Regions from separate parts of the Homo sapiens genome. Here region 2 is linked to region 1. Evidence: read pairs that join two places in POLR2A ChIA-PET (ENCODE). Cell type or tissue: PC-9. All regions are shown on one strand. Each heading gives the region's core, and the rest is flanking DNA. Links, peaks and the distances in the headings are about the cores only. Region 1 holds the start of SCN1A (sodium voltage-gated channel alpha subunit 1). Region 2 overlaps SCN9A (sodium voltage-gated channel alpha subunit 9).

The links. ChIA-PET counts read pairs that join two places held together with the same protein. Peaks named below come from ENCODE experiments on the same cell type or tissue, not always from the same donor. Only the 100,000 strongest peaks of a DNase experiment are listed, where the experiment ranks them.
Region 2: POLR2A ChIA-PET joins it to region 1 with 13 read pairs; 2 of 35 experiments call an interaction of 5 or more read pairs at or near these places.

What each region holds. Positions count from the first base shown.
Region 1 is chr2:166,124,583-166,132,928 of GRCh38, forward strand. SCN1A (sodium voltage-gated channel alpha subunit 1) reads right to left here and starts at 3,438. Exons shown (of 29, transcript NM_001165963.4): 1 at 3,189-3,438; 2 at 2,342-2,428. The region is part of intron 2 of SCN1A-AS1 (SCN1A and SCN9A antisense RNA 1); the gene reads left to right. In PC-9, for the core only: CTCF peaks have their summits at 3,529 (motif pointing left) and 3,733; no DNase peak of the experiment used is centred there.
Region 2 is chr2:166,249,119-166,257,464 of GRCh38, forward strand. It overlaps SCN9A (sodium voltage-gated channel alpha subunit 9), which reads right to left. Exons shown (of 27, transcript NM_001365536.1): 18 at 2,647-2,767. SCN1A-AS1 (SCN1A and SCN9A antisense RNA 1) reads left to right here. Exons shown (of 12, transcript NR_110260.1): 6 at 225-266; 7 at 2,661-2,794. Among named protein-coding and RNA genes, the nearest start is that of SCN9A, 120 kb to the right of the region's middle. In PC-9, for the core only: no CTCF peak of the experiment used is centred there; no DNase peak of the experiment used is centred there.

The DNA of each region.
Region 1 (8,346 bases), core at 219-8,218:
GGATTTGGGTAATCATTCTAAACCAAACTGTTTTTGGAATTTTGGCATGTCAGAAAGCAGATGAATTACAGCTCACATGTACGACTGCACCCAACTTCAGTCCTGAGTCTCTTGGCTAAGCTGTAGCTCTACCATCACATGGATGATGAGCAAACATCAAGAACACAGACGCCATGGCCACGGTGTGGCTGGACTGCTTGGATTCTGCCACTTACTAACTGTATAACCCAGCAAGTTAATTGAACCTCACTGTGCCTTGGTTTTGTCACCTGTAAAATTAACAATAGTATCTACCTCATAGGATTAAATGAGATCATATTTGCAAAGTACTGCTTAGGATAGTGGCTGGCACAGAGTAAATGCTATATGTTTTTGATAAATAAAACAATTAATAAATGGAAATCTAGGAATGTGGACAAAATTTAAAAGTTGGAAAAGCAAACTTTGGGGCAGCTTGGGGAATTCTGTCACAACTTATTTTTCTGATCACAAGTGCAATGAGAATAAATTTCTTCCCACCCTACCCTAAACTAATGCAATCTCAATTGAGCGGTGGAACATGCTTCATTCACTAATTAGAATTTAAAAAGGAAGTGATAACCTCACGGAGCACAGCCCCATTGACCCTGAGGGTGACTATACAGGACCTTCAATTGCTGATTCTCTCCCATCCTTCTCTGGGATCTGTTTCTCCCACCCTCCCCATTCTGAGGTAGCTGGAAGAGAGTAGGCTTTGTGCCCTTTGGCGAGTACAGGGAGAAAATAGTAGGTTCAGCCTCTCCAACTGCCCAGGGAGAAAGCAATACCTTTCAAGGTCCCCAGGCTAAATTTTGGAGGGATGCTTTTGTGTGTCACTGTCAGGCTCACACCGACATAAACCCTTGAGAAATGCCTGGTTGGTGACGTCCTAGAGGTAACACCAAGCAAGCCCCAGATTTTCTCTTCTTCGTCAGCAATTCCCAGATGAGGTGCTCTTGTGTTTACCCTCTCTGATTGTCTGGATTCCCTGATAGTACCCTCTATACAAGGAACTAGAATGTTTCTTACTGGATTCCTCTGTTGGTGGTGATAGAGTTTACTTTGGGTATCTAGTCGGTCTGGTTGCCCCTGGTATCTCTGGTTGGTACAACAGAATCCTGACTGAGCTCCTTAGTGCCTTCTTGAATACTGTATAATTAACTAGGCCTCCAATTGTGCCCCGCCTTGCCCCAGCCCATAGATGGACAATCCCTCCTGCCATGTCTTAAAGAGAAATTACCATAATAAATGACTCTCCAGACAGCACATTTCCCAGCAAGAGGGGGCATGTAAACCAAGTCTATTAGTATTGGCAGCAAAATCCAATGTGTTATTGTTACCAGTATGAACACTCTGGGTATCCTGGCCTCCTATATAGATATTTGAAACAAAACAGACAAACAATGTGAAGGAAGGAGGAAAAACAGCCACACAAATGAGTTACAGTGAGTTTAATGAAAACTAATTCCATTGCTGGGTCCATGTGATATAACCAGCCACTTGTGCTCTGTTCTAGTGGTTTATAATGTTACCTCACCCTCTCCAAGAAATTGGTTTCCCGTAAATCTCTGTGGCCATTCATTCCTGTCTACACATTATGTTCCTAAAATAGACACCAGCTAAAAATCTCTTCCAGGAGCTTTGTGAAGGAAGGCCTAAATTGCAAAACTCCTCCTAGAAGAGAGATGTGATTTTGTAATTGCTTCATTGCAATTACAAAAGCAACAATCATAAAAGAGAGTTTTAAAAGAGTTTTTCACCACAGTCATTCTCCTGAAATGCACAGCTGAGGGAAAGAAGAATGTCAGATGCCCCGCGAACGTGCAGAAGCTCCCAGTTGCATCACCCTGGCGTGCCAGGTATTGCAGCAAATAGGAAAGGTAAGCTACCCACTTCTCTGGGCAGGAGAAACTAAAGCAGGAATCACCAACCTCAGCATGGAATTTTCCTATTTCTGTCTGGCAACATCCTCTTGGGATGATTTAAAGTGCTTTTTGGAGAAATATGTTCTGTTACTATACTAGCGCATCAGAAATACCACGTGAACCTGTAAATCCATAGAAGAAGAAGACACATTTTATAGGTGTGATAGCAACAGCAATTGGCAATTTGCAAGTTTGCTACTGCACTCAGAAATATTTAGTCACATGCACATATTGACAGTAATATACCCTGCCTTGACTTAATTGTTGCATTGGACAGGTGAAAAGCACATACCCACCACTCCAGACCGATTTGTTAACAATCACCAGTGAGTAATCAAAGAGAACAAAAAGAAATGAGAAGTAAATGCAGCAAGTGGGTCGGGTCTTTAAACACATACCTCAAACAGGTAGGAGTCAGGAAATCCATGATAGCAAAGACATTTGGACAAGCCTCACCTCCACTCAGAAATAATTCTTATGCTGTTCTGAAAAGCAAGACGGTTCACACTAGGAACTGAGCAGTATCTGCAGTATCATTGCTGGTTGTGACCTCTGTCTAAGTAAAAGTAAGTCAATGTTTCCTATTTGGCATTGGATAGAAAAGGGGACTCTTTACCACTCTGCTCAAGCTCTTTTTTAGTGTGGCTCAATAGGAGTTGGCAGAGGTGGGGGGCGGAAATCATTGCCCCTTCCTTGTTCAAGGCATGAGGCATTTCTTCTCAAAAGCCCAGCCTCAGCCTCAGGAAGCTGAATACCCCTGCAATGCTAGGCTCCAGCAGCAGCCCCGCTGCCTTCTTTCTTCCTGTGGAGTTAAAACTGAGATCTAATTTTTGCTCCGTCCTTAAGAACAATATGACCTCTATTCCCAGCCAGCTAGTCCACTTCCAAAGCACCAGTGAAGGAGGGGGCTTCAACAGGATCAAAAGGGACCTTGAATAGGATGAAGGCAAGCAAAGGCAAGAACTGGCCAGATGCCAAGCTATTTCAGGCCAAAGAATCCCATCTTCTATCAAAATGCTGAACTGCAAAACAAACCTGATTTCAGTTCATGGAAGGTTGAGAGAGGAGGGGGGAGGGGAGGGGAGGAGAAGAGGAGGAGAGGGAGGAGGGGGACAGTTGGTCTGAATACACATACAAAAATGGACTTCCTGCTCTGCCCAAACTGAATTTCCATGGACTCTTTTTCCAAAGGAATAACTGGAATGAATAAACTTAAAATCAAGATGAAACAATTAGATGGCTTACCTGATTAAAAGGAAAATTATCCATCTGCAGTGAGGAACAGCATCACCCAAAGACGAGATGATAACAATGTGCCTTCAGTTGCAATTGTTCAGATTCCTTCTTGCAAAAGGTGTCAAAGTATTTACAAGGGCTGCAGTCTCACTGGGGCAGAACACACAGACACACAAACACACACAAACGCACACATACACACATGCACCAGAGACCTCTGCAGTATCCTCTCGGCTTCATCCTCGCCTCACTCTATGGTACCTAATACAAATCAGCAAATAGCTTGTTTCAAAAAAAAAAAAAAAAAGTCAAGACAGCACCTTACATTACATCGCCATCTAGTGGCTAAATATTAAACACTTTCTCACAATCCAGATTTATGATTTCTTCCTCAACCTCTTTTCTCTCAGCCTTTTTTCCTTTCTTCTCTGTAATCTCCCAGTATTGCTTCTCCTTGCTTCTCTTTCATTCCCTATTGCTATATAATATCATGAACCTAATGACTCAAAGAGGAAAAGGTTTGAAAGTAAATATAGCTATTTTCAAGTAGTACTTGAAAAACTTTAGCATTATTTTAGTTTGAAACTGTTACTTTATTCCTAATATGAATCATTGTTATCTATAAAAATGATATATCTTATAAATAAAACTGTCTTTTTATTCCACCAGGAAACAATCAGGTGGCCCTTTATTACAGATCTATGGCTTCACATTTTTCTGTTTTAATATTGTGTTTTAGGATTAGGTTTCATATTATAGTGAACAGCTCAGAGTCACAAAATGTGAGTTTTACTTCAACACTGATGAACACATGCCTTTAACAAAGCCACTGAAGTCTTCTATGGACATTTACATTCTTACTATCTTCATCTGTAATTACAGATTAAACAAGACTTTCAACCCACTCTCAATTTCTATGGTTTTACTATATTTTACTCCAATGTTTTCCCATCTTGTGGACACAGCCTAAAGCTTAATTATAATAACACATTTTAATAAGCAAATATATATAGAAAGAGAGTCCAATTGCCTATTACCCAAAGATAGAATTATAAAAACCATGAATATCAGTTTTTTCTAAGACAATAAAAATCCATGCCAAACTAATTATAACTCTTGGAACTGAGAGTAGAGCTTTTTATGTTATATATTGTATTCTAAAATGGAATCAGCCTTAAACATTCAGTCATACATAAAATCACGATTATGTGTAGATTAGTCATTGGAAGTAAATATTTCATCCTCATTATTTTTCTTTTGCCATCTAACACACTTATTACAATCATTGCATGTGTTTTATCATTTATCAATATAACCTTCAATATTTAATCCTTCTCTTCCTTATTACAGGATGGTGAGATAAATACTATTAATGTTATTATATTATAATTATTCCTATTTATACTTGAGAACACTGAAGCTTTCTGAGCCTTACTGAGGTTTATTCAAGACCACATAGCTTGCAAAGCAATAAAACTAAGGCTGTTGGTCCCAAGAGCCCAAAGAATAATCCACTGTTCTTTGCAACATACCTAAAAGTTCACCATTTTTTCCTGTTCTAGAATCACAGAAAAGTAATTTTGATTTCTATGTTTACAAAACATTTACTAGCCCTTAATTATGGACCAATGGGTCCATCTTGTGGATCCATCTTTTTATCTATAAAAGAAAGAAATTAAGTAAGATAATTTCCTGTTCCAGCTCAAAAACTCTATCCAGTGCTTTCCCAAAAGCCAGTTGGAGTAGCATGAACACATTCATTTGAAGTTACTCAATGTCTGGGAAATGATGTTGCCCAGTATCTGGTAGAGTCAGGGCAAAGTTGAAAGAAGATGAGGAGACAGGTGATCAACAACTGGTAAACGATTGCCAAGATGTTAGAGATGAAAAGAGAGTGGGAACTGCATGAACTAACAGGCAATTTTTTTAGAATAATACATTCCATATGAATAGTACTTAGAGATTAGATATGTAAAAACACAAAATAAGAACATACCTGGCCACATGTTTTAATGAATTCTAATTGCATATTATAGGTGCCAATTTTTCTGAGTGTCTGCTCTTAACAATTCCCCCAATAGTTCTTCTCCCCTGATCCTTAGTGGTAAACCTACCCTCTTGCTACAGAGGACTGGAGCAAGAGAGGGTATCTACGCAGCTGACCTGGTCAAAGAGAGCCACTACATGTGATTCTGGCAGCTATGGAGTCAGCTTTCCCTCACCATGGGGACTCAGGACCAGGTGGACCAGGATACTGAAATAGCAGCCAGCCACACAGATGTGGAGGAAGAAGTGACAAAAGACAGAGACAGACTGTTTCCATCTCCAGTCTACTCAAGATCCAAACACTTTCTTGATGTTGAGTCCCATGATAAACTCAAACTCCATGTTTGCTTAAGTGAACTTGGTTTCTGTTGAACTATGGAGTCCTAACCACTTCATTAGCTTCAAGAAAGTTGCCAGTACTGCATCTATCAAGTATTATTCATATTCTGGGCATCTGACACTTCATTTATTCACTTCTTCATGCACCTGATATATGCCAGGCACTTTTCCAGATACTTAAGTAACATCGGCAAACAAACCAGATCAAAACCCTCCCTTTGTGGAGTTTACATTGACATGTCAGTCATATGGAAAGGCACAACGCATTCAGTGTGCACACTACCTTTCTTCCGCCTCCATGTCTTTGTTCACAACCTTCACTTCTCTTGGCAGACCTTTCATCCATCTACACATAGCAAATTCGGCGGATATTTTAAATGTCTGGGTCAAATATTCTCTCTTCTCCAACGTCTTTTCTATTTTCTCAGCAGATAGAATTCTTTTTTCTTTTGTTAATTATAGAACAATTTTATGTTGTATCTTATGAAACATGGTCATTTGACAAGTTGAAAGCATTGAGCATAAGGAGATAAATGACTATTCTCATACAGACTCCTAGAAAAGGCCAATATCCCAAGCATGGCCCAAAGAGTACTATTAACTAACAACTCATCATTCTGTACACAGATACTTCATTCGTCAGAGCTGAAGCAGTTTTACAGTATTAGTAACTTTAAATCTTCCATGTTTCAGACTGAGCATAAAGGCAAAATATGAGATTTTTATTAAATTAGTGTAATATGCACTTAAAATCACATATTTATTTTTTAAAGTTAGCAGAAGATATTAAAACAAAACTCTGTGCTACCCTATGTCACTACTACACTTATCCCATTTGACCTTGTTCTAAGAGTTTTATATATGTATCTTATTTGGCTCCCAGAATGTAAACTCCCTGTGGAACCAGCTTTGCATTTTATTTATTTTTTTGTAGATTAATTTATTGAGAGATAATTTTGTCTCTTTCTCACTGTTACGTTTCCAACTTCAAAAAATGAAAAACTAATCTTCCTCTGCCCCCGTTGGTAAAGTTAGCCATTCCAGGAACCCCTTTGTAATCTTGTTTCAGAAGCTGGAAAAAATTAGCTGCCTACTTCCTAGGTGACAATACTTCAATCTGTAATGCATGAACCTGCTAAACAGGCTGAGGGGGCATGGCTGTGGCTTTTTTATGAGAGTTCCTAACAAGGAAAAGAGAATGAAGGCGTAAGATGTCATTTAGTCTTTGTAAGACTCCGTCTCTGTAAGACTCCGTCTCTGTCCTGTGAATGTGGTTGTTACTTTGTTATAGCTCTGTCAGTTGCACTGCTCAGTGCCAAAACATAAAAGGGAATATTATAATGGGACATAATCTCTGTCAATAGATTTTGGGTATTAAAGAGAGCGTGAGGTCACTCAGGTGGAAAAAGCTGGGCCAGGTAATTTTGTCTGTTAGTTTTACGACATAAAGGAGAGTCTCTCGATGCCATTAGATCTTGAAAGAGTTCAAAGAGAGAACTATCTCATTATCAGAAGGCTGAGGAATTAGTGTAATTAGTATCTGAATATTCTTTAATATTTTCTTGCATAGAAAATAAAGGTAATTGGTTATCAAAAATATTCTTTCAAATGTGTATCTCCTGGAGTTGTGGAGTTCTGAAACTTTAACCAGCTGCCTTATGAAGAGAATTTATTAATTAACTTTATGCCTGCCAAGGAGAAGGAAACCATTCTTAATTTTTAGCCAAAAATTTCCCAAAGTGATGACCAAATCATTATGTTTTGAGTTCCAGATTCCCTTGTTTAGAGTTATAAATGACATTTGAGTTTTAAGGCAGAAATGTTTCTAAATTCCCCTGTCATTTGTTTGGGAATCTATAGTCACTGAGCAACATGAAGCTGGGTCTCCCCTCTCTTCCCACCGCAGGAAAGGAATTGGAGGCTGGAGGCGAACTTGAGTACCTTGAGGTGGTATCCCAAAGGAGATGGTGGTGACAACAGACAAGTCTAGATGTTAGCAGGTCTTCTGATGAAGTCGGGGAGTGATCCCAACACAGATAGCAAATGCTAGAGTTTGGATTTAAACTCAGACCTTAAGATTTTAGATCTACAGGACCACTGTATCACTACAAATCCTGACTTTGCCCCCTTTTGATTGGAATAATCAGATAAAGCACACTACTGATGTGATCCTTGGTAAATGTAATTTACTACTTAAGTACTTTGCTTTTGTAGATGTCAATTTCCTAGTGGTTTTTTTTTTTCTTTTGGTAAATGCAGCATTCTGCAAAAATCTACTACCAATTCCTTGCTCTCACAAAGCATTCACCAACACTGTGCCACTATTTTAGAAATAGAAACCATATCCTAGCCGAAAATGATAAACTCATATATTTCCTTTTGAGATTAACCTGCCCTTTTGAAAGGGAGTCAGAAATGAATGTGAAATTTATTTGCTATTAGACAAATAAATGCAGAAACTGCAATTAAGAACTCTCTTTTAGGACTAGAGCCAACTAGTTTTTCTGCAAGTTTAAAGTTACAATTTTTTGATGGCAAGAATTGGCCAACTGATTTCAAAATATCTTATAGGTACTAAAGTGGACTTTTGAAACTCTGGTAAAGTCCATACATTCCATAAATTAAAAAAATAATAATCAGCCATTTTTTTCAAATATGATATAAAAATATCTGAGGGCTCCTCCCCTCCCCGCAACTGGAATTCACTGAATCAGAGCTGCTATAGGCTTGCATTTTTTGATGCACAGATAACCAGTTTTTAAATCACTTGTAATATAATGAA
Region 2 (8,346 bases), core at 79-8,078, 120 kb after region 1:
CGGCCCCCTTCAATTTTCTTTACATCACGGAAGAAACGCCACCTTTATAGGCAGGCTTTCTCTGACCAATCATTCATTGATAGCATATTTATGTGCTAGTAAGTTCTTCCCCCTCACTCTTGGTATTCCTCTTTTCCATATACCTTCTCCATAGCACTTTTCACTTATCTGACCTGCTACATCTTGATATGTTTCTTCAGCAAGGGGTATTGTTTTGTTCACAGCTCCATCTCCCTCCAGTGCCTGGAACTGGACCTGGCACACAGGTATTTAATAATTATTTGTTTACTGGAATAAAGAATGATTATGTGAATACACGGTTGAAAGGCTAAGCAAATTGGCTGCTTCACTGAATTTATTAGGCTACAGATCCAGAGACTGTATGAAGTCTCTGCTGGAGCACATAAAAGGGATGTGACTCAGAGATATATGCTCCCTCAGTAAATTTCAATGGTCCAAGCCCAGGTTCATTGGAAAATGTGTTTCCATAATATTTCTTCTATACTGGCCTCAGTTTGGAAGCAATGAATAATCTCAGAGTATTCACAAAAGTATTTTCATTGATGTTTATAGGATTAAAAAAACTTTGTATTATATCTTATTATAACAGCACCTACAGTCTGAAATAGCATAGTATTAATACTTTCTGTAAGAGTTTAAGTTTTTTGAAGTCATTTTTTGGTTTGAAACTTTAAGTTGATTGATAAGCCCAACTTCTTTCTAGTTATCCTAGAATTTTAAGTCATGATCATTCATAAAATGAATAGGGAAAATCTTGGTAGCATCAATACAAATTTAAGTCTATATACTGCTAATAAATTTCTTGAGGAGCAGGCCATACATGTTGATGAAATTCTTAAATCTCTGTAACATGGACACTTTTAAAGGAAACTGTGCATTTGCTTATAGCACTAATTTCAGCAAGCACAAAATTTATATTGACTGGATGTCGTACACCTTTGCTTCTTACATAAAATGATATTTGGTGTGTATTTAAAGAAAATCCATGCACTCTTTGTAGTTTGCTGATGTCTTTATTTTCCAATCATTTTGCTTAACCCATGAATGTTATAAGAAACCAGTTGAGAAAATCTTGGACACTGAAAGCAAGTCGATGATTTTTCAAAAAATACTAATGCTGAGGGTAAGCCCATGACTAGATAAGTCATTAGCATCTGTGCTATCATAACTTCTGTATAAGATTGTTAACAGAATCCTTGAAGAATAAGAAAAGTAGAAGAAGGAAGATAGGCACTGTGCTAGTAAGTTTATAATCATTATCTTATTTGATCCTCTTAGCATCGCTGTGATGTGGATGCTGATATCCCCATTTTACAGATGAGATATCTGAAGAACAAGATTTTAAATTGTGCACAAGTTCTCACAGGCAGATAAGTCGGCAAATTAGAACATATGTTTATCAGGCTCCAAAGTTTGAACTTTGTATTACTGTATTACATTGCAGCCCTACTCTGGGCTTGTATTTTTACCTAGATGATACAATACTTGTTCAGACAATACTGCATTATCCCTGACAAATTCCAGAAGTAGTAAGAAATTCAGCATATCAGAAAGCATACAGGAGTAGAAGGAGGTACTGTTACAAAACAAGAGACTAAGGCCAAATGTAAAGAACTTTACATGTCAAGTTAAGGACTTCAGACTTTACCCTAGAGGCCAAGGATTCTCACATTTTAGTGTGCATGCAAATCCTCTTAAGGGCTTGGGCCCTATCTCCAGAGTTCCTGATGAACTTGTGACTAGCAAGGAAAACTTTAAGGGTCTCTCAAAGTCTTTAGCTTGAGGGTAAGGTAGATCATGAAGTTACTAATAAAGACTGGAGGAAGCTGTAAACCATACTAAAGTTTTGTTTTTGTTTTTGCTTTTCAAAAAAAAAAAAACTTATTAAACTTGGAATGTTTTACAAACAACAGATGGTGATGACCAATGGGGAATTGTAAGCAGATCTGGGACTCAAGAGTGAGGTTAGAGGTAAAGACATTGATGTTAAGAGTCAATAGCACAGAAATGGCTTTTCAAGCCACAGGCATGCATGAAACACCTCAGAGCTTCAGAATAAGAAAAGATAACTGAAGATTGAACATGTGGGGAGAAATCATTATTTACAGGATGTGCAGAAAAAATACTCATTAAAGAAATAGAGAGAGGAACTCAGAACTCTAAGACAAATAAAAGACCAAAGGTAGACTATGGCCTCTGAAACTAAGGAAAGGAAGAATTTTGAGAGAGACTGTAGTCAACAGTATCAAACAGTTTTCTGAGAGTTAGTGAGTAGATTCCATTTTTGATTAAAAGGACCAGAGTACAGACTCTTTCATTAACTTGTATTCTGGTGGTTCCATTGATCTGGGAATACGAATTAAGGCTCTAAAATAAGAAGTAGTAGCATGCTTACAGTCTAACATACAGTGATAGGAAATTACTGTTAGTCAAGTGCCATAGATGTGGAAACTCAAGCTTAGAGAGCTCTAGTGACTTGCCCTTAATCATCATACAGCTATAGCTGAATCAGCATGGAATGGAGTCTTCTGACTTACCGACAACCTCTGGTAAGTATTAGGCGTTAAGACAAACCCCAGAACACTAATTAAGGAATGCTAACCAAGGTCTCAATTTTTGTCTTACCATCTGTGAAACAGGCCTCTGGCTCATCGGAATTCATAGGTTCAGCCTCTGCTTCTTCTCCTTCTCCAGGCAAAGGGTTATCAACTGTGCTGCACTCTGAGGAGCTTGACCGGTTTAATCTCTAGAAAGGAATTCACCACCCCACCAGGTAGTTCATTTAGAGTTCATTCAAATATGATATTTAAGCCTTATTTAATAATCAGACTCATGCAAAGTATTATGAAAAAAGATTAATAGTATGATGGCCATAAAAAATGTATAAACACATATTGAGGTCAAGTAACCTTAAATGTATCTATACTTGATCTTTCTATCTACACCATCCTGTAAAATAATAAACTTTATTATGTTTATTATACTAACAAGTACGTGGCCAAAATTAGATAAGGTAATATATTGATGTTAACTATCACTTTTGGAAAGTATTGACCACATCTTATTTTTTAAATTTTTAATATAAATTTATGGACACTGACAATCATTATTTGAGGACAACCTATACCCTATTTGCAATATAATACAAGTGTCAAATTACTAATGCCTGATCATTGAAAGCTCAGATCAAATAGTTGGCAAAAAACTTATTGATAGTTAAAATTTTTTAAAAAGATAAGTGCAAGATAAAGTCCAAATGTATTTTTTATTATCTCTTGAATTTAAATATATGTAGCAGGATGATATAGATAGAAGTTCTTTGATCAAGACCACAAAATCAAATACGGTTTTGAAATCAAAATGCCAATGACCATACCAACACCACCCATTTTGTATATAACATTTTAGTATATAGTAGAAAAGATCAAACAGTATTATTTATAATGTCAAGAAAGTGGCTACTAAAGTAAGCACCACATGCAAACTCTGAAACAAAGATCGAAGAAAATTAAACATGGCAGACTTACACATGGAATAATGAATTCATTGTCATTATGATCATATAAGTGATCATAACGCAAATAGGTTTTTCTCACCCAGAGCTTTATGAGTAACCATGATGTTTACACATACACACACACACACGAAGAAATCTTTACAAAAAATACATACAGCAACTGTAGCAAAACTCTGTCAAATTTCCCAAATATTGTTTTATAAAGGAGTAAAGCAGCATATCAATGGAAGAGTTAATTTTTCATTCTCATTTGCTAAATGACATGTGAATATTGAAAGCTACTAGTTACTACAACACAATTCTCTTATTAAGTTACAACTTTATCTTTTTTAGAGTAGTTCAAGCAAGTGCAAGTGCTAAAAATAATAAAATACTTATTTCAGATAAATTGATTCTCAATCTATGAATTTGTATTAATATGATAGCCCAATCTAAAGGTTTGACTTTTAGAGATTGACTTGGAAGCTAGAAGTATTCTTGATGGGTACCACATTAAATTCTCAATGCTATTATTATCACCTAGTATACAACATCATAAAAATGGCATGGATAAAGTATTGTACATAAGGAATGATGTAAGCAGACAATGTCTTTCTTATAACTGGAGTAAATAATTATGAACAACCTATTAAGAGAACTCCTCCAATCTATGTTGGCCTAGAGGCATTATTCCCACCAGGTCCAGGAGTTTGATAACAGTTTCAGTTATGAAAGTATCAGTACAAAATTTCACTCAAAAACATGTTATTTAAACTGATTGAATTCATCTAAATTAGTTTAATTTAAAATAAGATAATAGAAATTAATTATAACTGAATATTCTATAAAACTATAGAATAGGCTTTAAAGTATAAACTATAGAATGAGTTTTAAAATATATAAGTTTTAAAATACAGATTAATCCAGGAAACGATGTTGGATAAACTTATAATTACTAATATGTATTTTGTGCCAATTGCCACAAAATCCAAAGTACCATATTTAGAAGACTACAGTTTTAATGGCTTCAATTCCTGACCTCTCGGCTGCACGTGAACTATCACCAGAGAAGTGAAAGACAAGGCCCTATTATTCTGTGAAGTTAAGACCAGGCCCTTCATTTCTGAAAAAAGAATTATTGGCCTGGGTTTTGAGGTAAAGCAGTGAGAGGAATTGCTGATAGAAAGAATACAAAGCACCCCCCTGCTATTAGACACAATATTAACAATAGGAAATAGTTATAATGGTTTTTCTCTGAGCTGGTAACAACTTTTAAATAAAATGATTCTTATTTGCAGAATTCTGACTTTAGCTAAATTCATGAAAGCATCTTCAAACATCAATAATTGGTTTTCTCACTGTTTAAGAGAGCATTAACAAAGATTTATGCCAAATTAGATTATGAGCAAGTAAAAATTCACGTGATTTTATATAGTGTATCTTGTTGTTGAAACTTTTTTTCATATGCAGGTTTTATGTTTTTTTAATGGTCAATTGAATTCAGCTTGGCACAGAATTTTACATCATAAAGTTATTCAATATTATTGTTCAATGGGACAGAAATTATCAAAATATTTAACATGAACTATTATTAATTAATTTGTATTTACAGACAAATTATTATGGCTAATAGATTCTTAGACATTCAATGTTTTCTTGGGAATGCATTAAGTATTCAAACAGTAACTATTTCCATACTGTATATAAAATTAAATGTTTATAAGCATGCTTTAGCAATATAGACAGTTCTAGTCAATTCAGCCTTTGAAATCTATACTTGCTACAGTATAAGCTTCTTTAGCAGATTTCTAAGAGAATACCTTTATATAGAAAGGCTGATATATATAATAAAGTTTTTTTTTCCTGCGGTGAAATATATTGAATTCTCACAGTAGGCATCACCATATTTAAGTACTTTGAATATATGTTTTTTACTATACAAGGAAGATCATATCAATTATTTGTATTATTTTATATGATTAATTTCTATATTATCTTCATTTCTTTAAACTCAATCATCTGTTGTTTAGTTTTCCATGTAATTTTGGAAATGAAAGAATGACTATATTAGAGAAGTGAAATAAATGCTTTAGTATGAAAGAAATTTCTTTTGCTATTATAAATAGGACCTTCTGTAATTTTCACATGGATTTGATTTCTAATAAAAGGGAAGTATCAATTTTTTTCATCATTGGCAGTCTAGTTATAAATAAAGTAAATATAAATATAAGCATAGGATCAAGAAGGTGGACTCACTAGTATTAGGAATCAGAAGTGTACCATAATTAGCATTCCTGCCTTTTTATTGAATAATATGATATTGACTGTGCCTTCTAAAAGTGTTTTAAAAATATGAAAGTGATATAGTTGACTCAAACATTTTAAATGTATAATAGTATTTACAGTGCAAAATAAAAGTTCCCTCCACTATCTCCTTGATTCAACCCCCTTGAGGTAATCGAGAGAGAGAAAAAGAGAGAGAGGAGAGAGAGAGAGAGAGAGAGAGAGACATATCTTTCCATATTTTTCAGTGTGCATCCATACAACACTATAGCTGTGAAACAATCCTTATCTTGATTGTAAACTTATGTAGCTATTTAAGATGCTCCTTTTCAATTACTGAAAATATGTCCAAATTAAAAGCTTTATTATTCTTCATGGTTTTCCCTTTGATTGCCTTGAAGCTGTGTTTTCTACTATACTGCTTGAGTAGAAATTGTGTTAAATATATGTATCATATTAGAACATGTCCTAAGTTGTTCACTTACAAATTTATCACTGGCATTTCCTAAGATAAACATTAACGATGTAAGCCTATTTCATGCTATCATGGATGATGGTTAATGCTAGTTATTTATTGTTCCAAGAGGTGTGAGGTAGGAGTGTCTAATGACTTGATAATCTAACGCTCAAAAGAAGAAACTATCAAACACAGCAGCACTGTACAAAACACAGAACTCAACAAAAACCTTACTCAAAGAGAATGATTGATGCTGAAAAGAACTGAAAAATGTTACATTTCAAGTACATACTATAAACTGTTTGCTTCACACAACAAAAAAAAAGATATTCTTTAAGGAGCAGAGCCTAGAATGGTTATTTCACCTGAGCCTTAAAATACTCACAAAAGACAGTAAGAAAGTTGAGAGAAGCAAATCAAAAGGAGGAGATGGGTATAAAAGAGAAGAAAAATTATGGCAGACAGTGGTAAACTAAGCTCCATTATCTGTTAATAAGCAAGAAAGACATTTTAAAATTAGTTTCAAGTTACTATTATCCATCTTTTAATTTAATTGTGTAGTTTTACGGTCAATATCTATAATTGTGTTCTTGAATCATTAAGGAGTAAAATAGTAAATTTCAATTAAAGGATCAAAGGATCCTTTGAGAAGAAATCCACACATAGTTACTATGTGGCATAAGAGTCCAATATTTTCCAAGTTTCCCATTATGTTACAGGACAACTAGATGTTTAAATACTCTCTTCTGGTGTAGAACAAAAATAACCTTTCTTCTCTCTTGCAATCATTCAGGGCCTTTATTTTTTTCCTTCTGGAGAAATGTGAACATTATCCTCTTATAGAGTTTTTAAAATTGGAGGTCATTAATATTATTGATATTACTATTAGTGCTTTTCATCTTGAGTGTAATCACATTTCTTAACATGATTTAGATTTCTGGGCCCCTTGAGGTCTCTACAATCTTTTTTTTTTGATATGAAATTTCTCAAGATTCTTTTTAAAAGGTAATGCCTCAAGTTAAAAAATCACTGAAGCTCAGGAATTTCAGGAAAAAAATGGAAATAATTAAAAAATACTCCAGATATTATTGATCAGTGGAAAACTCAACTGTATTTTCTTCTGTTGTCTAAGTTTTAATGTTACTTCCACTAATTTAGCAGAAAATTGTCAGTTTATTAACTAGTTGCAATAAATTCTGGGCTCACATTCTAATTATGGGCAACTAAAACTTTAGCTCTTTTTTTAAAAAAAGGGCAAGAAAACCAATTTTTTTTCCTTTCCTATTTTTCTTTGTCTATTGCTAGCAGAGAAATATTGTGTAGGCTCTGGGAGGAATAGCTACTTATTCAGCGTGAAACACACAGTTCCATCACAAGGTCAACATGATATATAGTATTCTGTTGGTGAAATAATGAGGTCAAATCTCAGCCACCACCAGAGAAATTCAGAATAAAACCAGTGATTTCACGGAGACCTCTTCTTTTTCTCAGAATCTTCTACCTAGGGCACTTTCTATCCAATAACATGAAAACTTACGTGACTAAATGATAAGATATGAATATAAAGAAATCATATAAAAGCAACAACAGTTGGCCATGTAAGAAGGCTAGACTGGCTACAGATTTCTCAGCCAGGTCCTATAGTATCATCTTGAAGCATCTTTCTAATGAAAAGAAGAGAAGCAAAGAGCTAGGAGTGTAAAGTGGCCATTGATATTCAAGGGCTCTCTCTGTGCTCTGTCACAGAACTGCTACACTGTTTGCAGAGAAAGCAGCTGGAATACAGTGGGTCAAGTCAGAGTGTCTTAAAGTCTTTAGAAGCAAACATTTAAACAATTTTGCTATTTATGCCAGCTTAAAAAAATGCAACAAGTAGGTAAAGAAGGATTGGAACCTTAGCAAACATAAAGGCAAAGTGTAGATACGCAGACTCAAGCTTCGTAAATATTATCTATAATTTTGAAACAAACAAGAATGACAAACACAAAGTAAGCTACCTAGATATCTGAATCATTTCTGTTAACTACTAATACTACCCACAATGAAGGAGGGCAAGGAAAAGTGAATTTTAATGAATGGAATAATTACT